Linked DNA regions of Homo sapiens: region 2 is linked to region 1. The links are chromatin contacts, found by Hi-C or POLR2A ChIA-PET in ENCODE. All regions are on one chromosome and are shown on one strand. The core of a region is the stretch at or near the end of the contact, and the rest is flanking DNA. Distances in the headings are between cores, read along the strand shown.

Evidence for each region. Hi-C counts contacts between places; a loop is a spot of excess contacts on that map. ChIA-PET counts read pairs that join two places held with the same protein, here RNA polymerase II (POLR2A). Pooled maps may share reads with other maps.
Region 2: a map of naive thymus-derived CD4-positive, alpha-beta T cell shows a loop between it and region 1 (6-fold over the local background). The contact joins the promoter of TCHP here to the promoter of C12orf76 in region 1. A Hi-C loop is called at or near these places in 1 of 168 maps with a recorded cell type or tissue (naive thymus-derived CD4-positive, alpha-beta T cell), 3 of 37 single-sample maps with no recorded cell type and 10 of 50 pooled maps. POLR2A ChIA-PET finds 5 or more read pairs at or near these places in 3 of 52 experiments (activated T-cell, activated naive CD8-positive, alpha-beta T cell and endothelial cell of umbilical vein).

Annotation. Positions count from the first base shown.
Region 1 is chr12:110,044,503-110,051,073 of GRCh38, forward strand. C12orf76 (chromosome 12 open reading frame 76) reads right to left here and starts at 4,020. Exons shown (of 2, transcript NM_001389625.1): 1 at 3,861-4,020. The coding sequence starts at 3,993. RefSeq lists a silencer at 3,729-3,788 and an enhancer at 4,709-4,968.
Region 2 is chr12:109,897,172-109,903,742 of GRCh38, forward strand. It overlaps TCHP (trichoplein keratin filament binding), which reads left to right and starts at 3,103. Exons shown (of 13, transcript NM_001143852.2): 1 at 3,103-3,255; 2 at 5,856-6,043. The coding sequence starts at 5,856. RefSeq lists enhancers at 2,826-3,666, 3,667-4,507 and a silencer at 3,324-3,433.

The DNA of each region.
Region 1 (6,571 bases), core at 2,770-5,269:
CCATTGCACTCCAGCCTGGGCGACAGGGACTCTGTCAAAAAAAAGAAAACAAAACAAAAGAAAAACCAAGATTTGACCATAGTTTTATTTAAATCAGTAACTTTGTAGTATCTGTGACCCCCCCACCCCACACACACCCTCCACGCTTAAACCGGTTATTATTTTAAAACCGACTATACAGAAAAATCAGGCCAGGTGCAGTGGCTCACGCCTGTAATCCCAGCACTTTGGGAGGCCAAGGCAAGCAGATCACCTGAAGTCGGGAGTTCGAGACCAGCCTGACCAACATGGAGAAACCCTGTCTCTATTGAAAATACAAAATTAGCTGGGCGTGATGGTGCATGCCTGTAATCCCAGCTACTTGGGAGGCTGAGGCAGGAGAATTTCTTGAACCCGGGAGGCGGAGGTTGCGGTGAGCCAAGATCACGCCACTGCACTCCAGCCTGGGCAACAAGAGCGAAACTCCGTCTCAAAATAAAAAAAAAGAAAAGAAAAGAAAATTCATCTTTTTTTGGTGAGTGAGGGGGAAGAAGGAAGGAGAAGGTGACAAAGACAGCATGTCATAACTCCAAAGGCCAGAAGTAATTTTAAGATCTTTGTCAAACAAAATCTCCAACCTACGTGAACTAAATGTCATGTCTTAAAATAGCCCTTGTTAACTGAATACCTGCCCTAATTTTCAAAAGTCCTGAATTCTGAGTTTCTATGGTTTGGACTACAATTGGACTTAAAGTTGTCTTATTCCATTTAAGAACATTTTCTTGCATCTCGCATTTTGGAAGAACTCCAAAAAAAATTTAAAACTCTCGGCTGTGCGCAGCGGCTCAAGCCTGTAATCCCAGTGAGAGGCCAAGGCGGGCGGATCACAAGATCAGGAGATCGAGACCACTCTGGCTAACGTGGTGAAACCCCGTCTCTACTAAATATACAAAAATTAGCTGGGCATGGTGGCGGGCACCTGTAATCCCAGCTACTCGGGAGGCTGAGGCAGGAGAATCACCTGAACCAGGGAGTCGGGGGTTGCAGTGAGCCAAGATCGCGCCACTGCACTGGCCTGGCAACAGAGCGAGACTCCATCTCAAAAAAATAAAAAATAAAAAACTTAAAACTCCCAAAGCAGGAATGCAGAAGATTGGAATTGGGGAATGGAAATCTACCTTTAAAAAATAAAAAAGGCCAGGCGCAGCGGCTCACACCTGTAATGCCAGCACTTTGGGAGGCCGAGATGGGCAGATCACTTGAGATCAAGACTTCGAGACAAGCCTGGCCAACATGGAGAAACCCCCTCTGTACTAAAATTACAAACATTAGCCGGGCACGGTGGTGGGTGCCTGTAATCCCAGCTACTTGGGAGGCTTAGGCAAGAGAATCACTTGAACCTGGGCGGTGGAGGTTGCAGTGAACCAAGATCATGCCATTGCACTCCAGATTGGGCAACAGAGTGAGACTCCATATAAAAAATAATAATAAAAATAAAGTTTAAAAAGGAGCTTAAAACCATGAGTTGTTAGGTACACAATGGCCATGCATTTGGGGCCTGATCAATTCTCCCAGTCGTCATCTTTTCACTTCTCCCTACACTTTGCATGCAGTGACAGTTGCCTGAATTGCAGGCCCAGGCAGAACCTTAAAAGAATGTTTTAGGGCGGGCGTGGTGGCTCACACCTGTAATCCCAGCACTTTGGGAGGCCACAGTGGGCAGTTCATGAGGTCAAGAGATCGAGACCATCCTGGCCAACATGGTGAAACCCCATCTCTACTAAAAATACAAAAATTACCTGGGCGTGGTGGCACACGCCTGTGGTCCCAGCTACTCAAGAGGCTGAGGCAGGATAATTGCTCGAACCCAGGAGGCGGAGGCTGCAGTGAGCTGAGACCGCACCACTGCACTCCAGCCTTGGCAACAAGAGCAAAACTCCATCTCAAAAAAATAAATAAATACCAACTGTACGGAACTGTCTAGGACAGCATTTCTCAAACTATCTATGGCAAAGGAGTAGTTTTTATAATTTCTAGTCTGTCCCAGACCACTACATAGCCCTACTGTGCATGACTAATAACCAGTTCCCTTCATCTGCAAAGCATTCCAGTTCAGAGACACCTAGAACTGGTCTCTAAGTGCTTGGATGTTGCAACAATGTCAAACTGTTAAGTTTCTAAACACTCTCAATTTCTGTAGTCATCTCTTTGCAGATAACATAGTTTGCAGACTCACACTGGTCTGCAGACTACCCTTTGAGTAGTACTGTTCCACAGCAGTGGGTATCCAATGGGGATTTGGCGTACCGTGGACATTTGGCAATGTCTGGAGAGATTTTGACTATCTTGATTAGGAGTAGGGGGTGCTACTGGTATCTAAAGGCTGGGGATGCCACCAAACTTCTTACAGTGTTTATCATAGCCCCCCCACTGCCCCTCGCCCCCTGAAATCATTTATCCAACATGTCGTAATATCCAGGTTGAGAAACCCTGTTCTGAAGGATCGAGTGGGATAATGTGTGGAAACTATTTAGTAGAGTGCTAGGTACACAGTAAGTCGTCAACACATGGCAAACACTGAGTTCATGTAGAGTCAAGATAATCCAAAATGATACTAATAGCCACTTTGTAGATATACAGATGTACCAAGGAGATACAGTGGGAAGGGAAGACTTTGGCGAGGGGCAGATTTATTGTGAAGTTTGCCAAGCTTTAAGTTCCAGAACTCCTTCCAAAGCCAAAGCCATGCACACACACATATTTACGCAGCGTGTGTGTGTGTTGAAGATATCCTCCCACAACTTATGTTTCAAGCCCCCAAACAGGTTCTAGTATTGGCCTCATCATTTCCTAGCTATGTAACTTTGGGCAAATAACTTCACTTCTCTGAGTTTCATTTTCCTTATCTGAAAAATAGAGCTGCAACATCAGGTGCGGTGGCTCACACTTGTAATCCCAACACTTTGGGAGGCCGAGGCAGGAGGATTGCTTGAGCCCAAGAGTTCGAGACCCCCACCTCTACAAAAAGTAAACAACAACAACAACAAAATGAGCCAGGTGTGGTGGTGCACGCCTGTAGTCCCAGCTACTCGCCCGGGATGCTGAGGTGGCAGGATCACTTAAACCCAGGAGGCCGAGGCTGCAGTGAGCCAAGATCGTGCCACAGCACTCCAGCCTGGGTGACAGAGGAGACACTATTGTAAAAGAAAAAAAAAGGGCTGCAAACCGTACGTTTCTCATTAAGTTATTGTAAGGCTCAAATGAATTCGCGTATACAAAGTGCGTAGCACAAGACATGGGATGTAGGAAATGCTCAAAAACTGTTATCATTTTTGCAATAAATACTGGCTCCTCTGGGAAAGAAGAGGGGTGGGGTAAATGATGTGCCTTGTTGCCTAGCCTGAGCCCACACTGCCAGAGAGGAGAGGACCCAGAATGAGACCCAGGTCTCCCGATTGCAGTTCATTCATGGGCAAGCAGTACATATTGAGAGCTTACTGGACACCATGCCAGGCTTGAGACCAGCCTGGCCAACATAGTGAAACCCCATCTCTACTAAAAATACAAAAATTAGCCAAGTGTGGTGGTGTGCGCCTGTAATCCCAGCTACTCGGCAGGCTGAGGCAGGAGAATTGCTTGAACCTGGGAGGCGAAGGTTCTGGCACATATTGAGCACTTGCTGAGAGGCAAAGTTCAGGCCTTCTGCCCCAGGCTTTTGGAGAGGGAGTCTCGGGGCCCCCTGAGGGGCCTCACCTGCACCCCCCGCACTCACCCATCTCCCCACTCTATCCCCTGTCCGCTCCGTACATGCCCGGCTCCAGCACCCGGAGCAGTGAAAGCTCAGGCACTACCCGCCGCCCGCCAGCCCGAGGGCCGCTCACCCAGGTTCTGCCCTCGCAGCACCGCGTACGGCCGGCTCCGCTCCAGCGGATCCACGGGGCTCGGGGCCTCTGCCTCCCCCACCAGGAGGCTGCAGAGGCCAAGGTACAGCCACGGTAACGCTGGACGCAGCATCTTCCCCAGCCCTGCAGAAGCAGAGAGGCCACTTCCGTCGCAAGCCCTGCCTCTGTCTCCTCCCAGGTCTCTCTGCGTCGCTGCCACCGCCCTTAGGGCGCGCGTCATTGCCATGGTAACTGTGCGTCCTGGTCTAAGTTCCGCTTCTGCCTAAGATTTGTTCCGGATTAACGTTCCTCAATAACTAATGTTTCCCCCGGACCAACTTTCCGTTCAGATCAACTTTCCGTCTGTGCCAACGTTCGCCGCGATTACCGTTCTGCTGTGGTTAGCGTTCCCTCATCCATTGGGGTCGAGGTCTTGTAGGTCCATTTGGGGCCTATTGAAGATTTTTTACGAATCCATGCATTTTCTTATTAAACCTTCATTACGGGCCTGGAAAATAGATACTGTGTTTCTATAGTACAAATGCCATCTTCTCAGGGAGCCCTTGCCCAGACATCCTTTTCTAAAATTGCAACCCTCCCTTTCCCTTAATGTACATTCTCCCTACCTTCGTTCTCTTCCATTCCCCCCATTCACTTTAGACTCATCACCATTTACCTTATACATTTAACGTACATTTGATGATTTTCTGAGGACCTGCTCCGCCCTAGCATGTAAAGTCCACGAGCACAGCGATTTTGTTCTTGCTCTCTGCTCTGTCCCAGAGACTGGGGGAGAGAGAGACCCTCTCATTTTGTTTTATATTGTTTTATACTCAGTACCTGTTTTAAGAAGAAACAACAAGGAAGTGAAACCAAAGACGGGCAGCCCGGCGCCAGGCCCGAAACCAGGCCTGGGCCTGCCTGGCCTAAACCCAGTTTCATGTGTGTGAAGAGACCACCAAACGTGTGTGAAGAGACCACCAAACAGGCTTTGTGTGAGCAACATGGCTGTTTATTTCACCTGGGTGCAGGCGGGCTGAGTCCGAAAAGAGAGTAAGCAAAGGGTGGTGGATTATCATTAGTTCTTACAGGTTTTGGGATAGGCGGTGAAGTTAAGAGCAATGTTTTGCGGGCAGGGGTGGATCTCACGAAGTACATTCTCAAGGGTAGGGAGAATTACAAAGAACCTTCTTAAGGTTGGGGGAGATTACAAAGTACCTTAAGGGTGGGGGAGATTACAAAGTACATTGATCAGTTAGGGTGGGGCAGAAACAAATCACAATGGTGGAATGTCATCAGTTAAGGCTATTTTTACTTCTTTTGTGGATCTTCAGTTACTTCAGGCCATCTGGATGTATACGTGCAAGTCACAGGGGATGCGATGGCTTGGCTTGGGCTCAGAGGCCTCACACCCAGTAGCTAAAAATCAACTCATAACTTAGAAACCGATGTTATTCATAGATTCCAGACATTGTATAGAAGAACGTTGTGAAACTCCCTGCCCTGTTCTGTTTCTCTCTTACCACTGGTGCATGCAGCCCCTGTCACGTACCACCTACTTGCTCAAATCAATCACGACCCTTTCATGTGAAATCTTTAGTGCTGTGAGGAGCCCTTAAAAGGGACAGAAATTGTGCATTCGGGGAGCTCGGATTTTAAGGCAGTAGCTTGCCGATGCTGCCAGCTGAATAAAGCCCTTCCTTCTACAACTCGGTGTCTGAGAGGTTTTGTCTGCGGCTCGTCCTGCTACAAGACTAGAAGAGTAGCATATTATATTCAGTAACTGTTTGCTGAATACATGAGGGAATTGAGCTAAGTGTTTGGCCCAACACTGCACACACAAAGTGGCAGAGCTAGAATTTGACCCAAGCATAGTTTTGAATCTGGAGGCTTTACCACCTCACACATTGCCTCACCTCCTGAAGGTTTGATTTGTAGTGGGATTAGTATCATTCACCTCACAATGGATGTGCAATACAAATGTCAGAGGCGTGTGAACCAGAGCAACTCCATCTTAAATAGGAGCTGGGTAAAATGAGGCTGAAACCTACTGGGCTGAATTCCCAGACGGTTAAGGCATTCTAAGTCACAGGATGATATAGGAGGTCAGCACAAAATACAGGTCATAAAGACCTTGCTGATAAAACAGGTTGCAGTAAAGGAGCCTGCTATAAACCACCAAAACCAAAATGGTGACAAGAGTGACCTCTGGTCGTCCTCACTGCTACACTCCCAGCAGCGCCATGACAGTTTACAAATGCCATGGTAATGTCAGGAAGTTACCCTATATGGTCTAAAAGGGGGAGGCATGAATAATCCACCCCTCGTTTAGCGTATCATCAAGAAATAATCATAAAAATGCCTAACCAGCAGCCCTCGGGGGCTACTCTGTCTATGGAGTAGCCATTCTTTTATTCCACTACTTTATTAATAAACTTGCTTTCACTTTGCACTGTGGACTTGCCCTAATTCTTTCTTGCGCTAGATCCAAGAACCCCCTCTTGGGGTCTGGATCGGGACCCTTTTCCTGTAACGTATTTCTGGCAACCACAGAAGGGACTATAGTGCAGAAACCTGACCCAATGGCTACCTTTGGGTAAGTGTTGGGGTCCGTTAACACTACCAGGTGTTCACCTGCAAAGGGAAGGTGTAATCTGCCATGTTAAAGACACTGTGCACCAACTTCTTCATTTCTTTCTCCACGATCTCCT
Region 2 (6,571 bases), core at 1,853-4,352, 150 kb before region 1:
AGATATCTCATAGAATGCCCAAGAGGAGCAAAGGAAAAGGCACTTGTAAAGTTGCTTAATAGCGACAGCCAGCAGCTGTGTAATCAAGAGGTTCAGAGTTGAACTGTGGGGGCCGGTGAGGATGTCTGGCCAGCAAAAGAGAATGGAGGCTGTAATCTGGGGACTTCAGGCTTCCAGGATCAGGCCACTTAGGAATGGTTGCCCTCCGGCATGCTGGTCGAGCCCTAAGCCCTAAAGTTCTGCTAGTGGAGCTTATCTGGTCATTATACAGATGAGGAAACTGAGGCCCAGAGAGTGGAAAGGCCTTGCCCAAGAGGCACAAAATCAGGATCAGGTCTCCCTTACCTTGCCCCAACTCACATATTTCTTTTTCTTTTCTTTTCTTTCTTTCTTTCTTTTTTTTTTTTGAGACAGGGACTCCCTCTGTTGCCCAGGCTGGAGTTCAGCGGTCAGATCTCGGCTCACTGCAACCTCTGCCACCTGGGTTCAAGTGATTCTCATGCCTCAGCCTCCCGAGCTGGGATTACAAGTGCATGCCACCACACCTGGCTAATTTTTGTATTTTTAGTAGAGACAAGGTTTCGCCACGTTGGCCAGGCTGGTATCGAACTCCTGACCTCAAATGATCCACCTGCCTCAGCCTCCCAAAATACTAGGATTACAGGCGTGAGCCACCACGCCTGGTCCAATTCATGTGTTTATGAAGTTCCTGTCGACAGACATTTATGTGTTGGTCTCCTTTGTTGGGTGGGCATCTCTGCTAAGTGACTGCAGTGGGCTGCTGCCACCCCTCTGCACTGGGGACACAACATGAAAGAGTGGCCATGAATTTGCCCAAGGGGGTAGGGATTAATGGGAGGGAAACTTGAGGACTCTTATGCACGCAGTGGGACAGACCCTGATTAAACAGGTGCCAACTAAAGGGGGATGTGAAGGAAGGCTCAAGTTTGGGCTCACCTGGGATGCACTGGATGCTCTACTCCTGGGCATGCTCCATTTATTCTCACACGGGCAACCCTAGAAAGCTGCACTATTTTTTGTTTTGCTTTGTTTTTTGAGACAGAGTCTTGCTCTGTTGCCCAGGCTAGAGTGCAGTGGCATGATCTTGGCTCACTGCAACCCCCGTCTCCTCGGTTGAGGCGATTCTCCTGCCTCGGCCTCCCGAGTAGCTGGGACTACAGGTGCCTGCCACCACGCCCAGCTAATTTTTATATTTTTAGTAGAGACGGGGGTTTCACCATGTGGCCAGGCTGGTCTGAAGCTCCTGACCTCAAGAGATCCGCCAGCCTTGGCCTCCCAAAGTGCTGGGATTACAGGCATGAGCCACCAGGCCCGGCCTGAAAGTTGCTCTATTTTTACTCTCATTCCATGGACTAGGAAGCTGAGGCACAGACAGATGAAGTGACCTGCCCAAGACTACACCAGCATGGTATAGCTTGAAACCTGGGCGTTCTGACTGTAGAGACCATGTTTTGAGACAGGGTCTCACTCTGTCACTCAGGCTGGAGTGCAATGGTGTGATCACGGCTCACTGCAGCCTCCTTGTCCTGAGCTCAAGTGATCCTCCCACCTCAGCCTCCCAAGTTGCTAGGACTATAGGTGTGCACCACCACAGCCTGCTAATTTTATTTATTTATTTATGTATTCATTTATTTATTTAATTTGGAGGTGGAGTCTCACTTTGTCACCCAGGCTGGAGTGCAGCAGCGCAATCTTGGCTCACTGCAACCTCTGCCTCCCAGGTTCAAGCGATTCTCCTGCCTCAGCCTCCCGAGTAGCTGGGAGTATAAGCATCTGCCATCATGCCCGGCTAATTTTTGTATTTTTAGCAGAGACGGGGTTTCATCATGTTGGCCAGGCTGGTCTTCAACTCCTGACCTCAGGTAATCCACCCTCCTGGGCCTCCCAAAGTGCTGGGATTACAGGCGTAAGCCACTGAACCCAGCTGAGGCCATGATGCTGCATCCAGGAAAAACAGAGATGAATAAAGAATGGAGAAATGAAGGGAAGAAGAAATGAAAGAATGGGAAAATGAAAGAAAAGAGAACAAACAAGTATTTTTCTTCATTTTCTTTTTAATGGAATAGTTGGCATGTAATACTTGTAGCACACGAGTTATAAAACATACTAATAGAATGAACACTTTTGAACTCACCACCAATATAAGACTATAATAGAAAGTTATCGGCCGGGTGCAGTGGCTCACTCCTGTAATCCTAGCACTTTGGGAGCCTGAGGCAGGCGCATCACGAGGTCAGGAGATCGAGACCATCCTGACCAATATGGTGAAACCCCATCTCTACTAAAATACAAAAAATTAGCTGGGCGTGGTGGCGTGCGCCTGTAGTCTCAGCTACTCGGTAGGCTGAGGCAGGGTAATCGCTTGAACCCGTAAGGCGGAGGTTGCAGTGAATCGAGATCACGCCACTGCACTCCAGCCTGGCGACAGAGCAAGACTCTGTCTCAAAAAAATAAAAAAGTTACCAATAACTTCCATCTACTTATGCCAGCAGGCCTCTGCCCAAGTTGTACATTGAACACACCTGGGGAATTTTGGAAAACACTGATACTCTCAGATGGGATTTGGGGTTTGGTTTGGGCATCTGGATTTTTTAAAGGTATCTGGATTTTTTCTTCTTTTTTTTGAGACAGTGTCTGGCTCTGTCACCCAGGCTGGAGTGCAGTGGCACAGTCATGGCTCACGGCAGCCTCGATCTCCTGGGCTCAACTGATCCTCCCGCCTCAGTCTCCCGAGTAGCTGGGACCACAAGTCCCACCATGCCCGGTTAAGTTTAAAAAATTTTTTAGAGACAGGAGTCCCTCTGTGTTGCCCAGGCTGGTATCTGGTGATTCTCACGCGCAGCCAGGTTTGAGGACCACTGACTTACATTCTCTTCCCCCTGGTTTCCACCTTCACCTTCACGTGATGGTAACCACCATCCTGAAATACGTGTAGTGCATGGACGGATTCTTTGCCTCCATGCTTCCCTATTTCAAGGAGCAGCGACGTTTGCTATTTATCTCCCGCTGGCCACGACGGGGCACCAGAGAAAAACACAGGCTCCCTACGCGCTGAAGGAGGCTTGGCCCTTGCGACGCTCCGTCGTCGGGCTCGTTGCCGGTGCAAACAGGGAGGAAACAGCCGGCGTTGCTGTAGCGCGTCTGGGAATTACACCGGGGGACTGGCCGGCCCGCTTCGTGCCTGCGGGAAGTCGGGCCGGGGGACTCTTCGGAAACTCCGAGCCTCAGAGAAATGTGAGTCGGAGGGTTGGACTAGGCCGGATCCGGCGTTAGGGCGGGGGCCCGCAGGCGGCCCGCGCGGGCGGGAACCGGGGCGGCAGTCAGCGGGCGCGAGCTCAGGGCGCCTCCGGGGTCCTCACTGCGCTCCCCACGCGCTGTGACCCCATTTGTTGCACGTGCATGTTCAGGTCGAGAGAGGGATGCGACGTGTTCGGGGAGCAGCCCACCTTGTGGGTGGCCAATCCGGGACGGGAATCTTAAACTTTTAACTCTTGGTGCAAAGACTGATCCACTGGCGGCTTTACGGGAGCGGGAAAAAAGTATGTGAAGCTTGCCACGGTCTCGAGACCGAGGTCACACGTTAGCAGCCTGCCGGCTACATTTGGACCATAGACGCAGAGTGTTTGCCCCCAAAACTGGAGGACCTCCAGAATGAGATTCTTGGCGTGCACCAGGCCTTTTCGCTCATTCAGCCGGCGTTCCTACCCAGGCACTGCATCGACCCTACACTTGAGGACAGCTTTTGGGTCAGGGGAATTGGTGCCTGGAGTGAGACTGCTCTCTGCTTTCAAGGCTCCAGCTGTATCCCTACATTGCTCAGGCAATTCCTCTCTCTAGGTCTCAGCTTCTTCATCTGCAAGATGAAAGGTCTGTCCTCCATGGTAGCCCAACATACTTCCGAGTGTTATTATCAGTCCCCTCCCCGGGGACTGCCAGAGCCAGGGCAGGTTGGTCCCAACAGGCAGCCCCTTGCAGCAGAGAGAGCCTGGGCTCTGGTCTCAGACGGACATGAATTAGGAACCCAGCTTGTTTATCTCCTTTACTTCCTGGCTCTGTGATCCTGAGCAAATCACTTTGTAATGCTTAACGTTGTTTTTACTAACCTTGTTTTTTAATGCCTTACCTTGTTTTTACTAACCTTGCTTTTAGACTCTTTTTTTCCCCTTAATCACCTAGCCTTGTTTCCACATGAATTAGCTCTCCCTTAGTTGAGAAAGCCGGATGAACTCCATCTGGTTCCCTCATTTACAAGACATCAAGGACTCCTTACCCACCCCTTTCCTCAAGGAGTTAACTTGTGTAAGCAGAATCTCAACATATCAAAGAGTCCAATTAACTGATAAGGTACTGAAACAAGCAATGTACGAAGTTCCCAGGATTTTGCTCAAAAGATAACACCATAAAACCTTGAGTTGGTGTCGGGCAGAGCACCCATATCTAACATTTTATGAAAGATTTAGAGCCCCTGCACCTGGAACTGTTGTTTCTCTGTAACCATTTGTCTTTTAATTGTTTCTCTGTGACTCTTTGTCCTTTTAATTTTTGCATGTTTTTACTTATGTAGAATTGTTGCATCTGAGCTCCCCTCCCCTTCCTAAACCAAAGTATAAAGGAAAATCAAGCCCCTTCCTCGGGCCAAGAGAATTTATTAGCCGTCTCTTGGGCACTGGCTAAATAAAGGACTCTTAATTTCGTCTCAAACTGTGGCGTTTCTCTAACTCGCTCGGGTACAACAACTTTACCTCTTCAACGTAAGTTTCCTTACCTGCCAAATAGCGAGGTGATTGTAAGAATGAAAAAAAGTCATATGTATTGAGTGCTTGGCACATACATGTGTTCCTTACATTATTGTCTCTGTTTAAGCACAGCATAAATGCCCCCGATGTGCCTAGTCTAGCAATCTTAGGACAATCCCTGTGTCTGTCTGTTGTGTTCCTGGTGATGGCTGGCCCACAGCTGGGTGCACGCAGTCCAGAATTTTTTATGTTTTTGTTTTTTTGAGACAGAGTCTCACTGTCACCCAGGCTGAGTGCAGTGGCGCTATCATGGCTCGCTACAGCCGTGACCTCCTGGGCTCAAGCAATCCTCCTGCCTCAGCCTCCTGAGTAGCTGGGACTACAGGCGCACCACCACTCCTGGCTAATTTTTGATTTTTTATAGAGATGAGTCTCATGATGTGGCTGGTCTCCAACTCCCGGCCTCAAGTGATCCTCCTGCCTCAGCCACCCAAAGTGTTGGGATTACAGGCATGAGCCACTGTGTCTGGCTAAGGTTTATTTGTTTTGTTTTGTTGTGTTTTGAGATGGAGTCTTGCACTGTCGCCTAGGCTGGAGTGCAGTGGGACAATCTTGGTTCACTGCAACCTCCACCTCCTGGGTTCAAGTGACTCTCCTGCCTCAGCCTCCCAAGGAGCTGGGATTACAGACGCCCACCAGCACGCCTGGCTAATTTTTTGTATTTTTAGTGGAGACAGGGGTTTCACTATGTTGGCGCAGCTGGTCTCGAACTCCTGACCTCGTGATCTGCCCACCTTGGCCTCCCAAAGTGCTGGGATTACAGGCGTGAGCCACGGCAAATTTAAAAGGATGATTTGCAGCACTAGTGGCAGATCATTTTAAAAAATGCTGGTGCCTGGGCCCTACTAAGTTTTTTGATTGAATTAGTTTGGAGTGGGGCTCAGACACGGTTTTGTTTGTTTGTTTGTTTTAAAGTTCCACCAGTTGATTTCACTGTGCAGCCAAGGGGTGGTGACCACTCGTTAAAGGGATGAGGCCAAGCTGGTGAGGGTTCCTGGGATTTGCAGTGGCTCACTTTCCTCCCATTCCTGTTCTCAGATGGCGCTCCCGACGCTGCCGTCCTACTGGTGCAGCCAGCAGCGCCTGAATCAGCAGCTAGCACGACAGCGAGAGCAGGAGGCCCGGCTTCGGCAGCAGTGGGAGCAGAACAGCCGTTACTTCAGGATGTCTGACATCTGCAGCTCCAAACAGGCAGAATGGAGCTCTAAAACCTCCTACCAGCGGAGGTAATTGTGCGGTAACTGCCGATTGGATGGAAGTGGGGACCACTTGCTGGTCAGGGGATGAGGCCTTAAGGATTTAGGGAGCGTAGGATTTGCCAGGCAGTATGAATTACCTGCATGGTGATGTTTTTCCAGCTGGAAATGGAAAAAAAGATCATCAGTGCAGCCATACATTGGCATTGAAAAAGATAAAATGATGCAGAAGCATATGATAGAATTTGGAAGCCTGGTTGTAACCCCATATCCCCAGAGACAGCCACAGTTAACAGTCTGGCACATATCCTTCCATGCTGTTTCCCACTGGTATTTGTGCTTAAATATACACACACAAAGCTACTTTTATAGAAATACGTGTAAAAACATGGAGGCCAAAAGCATAGGCTTTGAAGTCAGACCTAGATGGAAATCCTGACCGTGTCTCTTGCTGAATGTATGAGCTTTGGTTTCCTCATCAATCAAGTGGGGCTACAGCAGACCTATGCTGTAGGATTTATGTGATGGATAATATATACATTATTTATACATTTATAC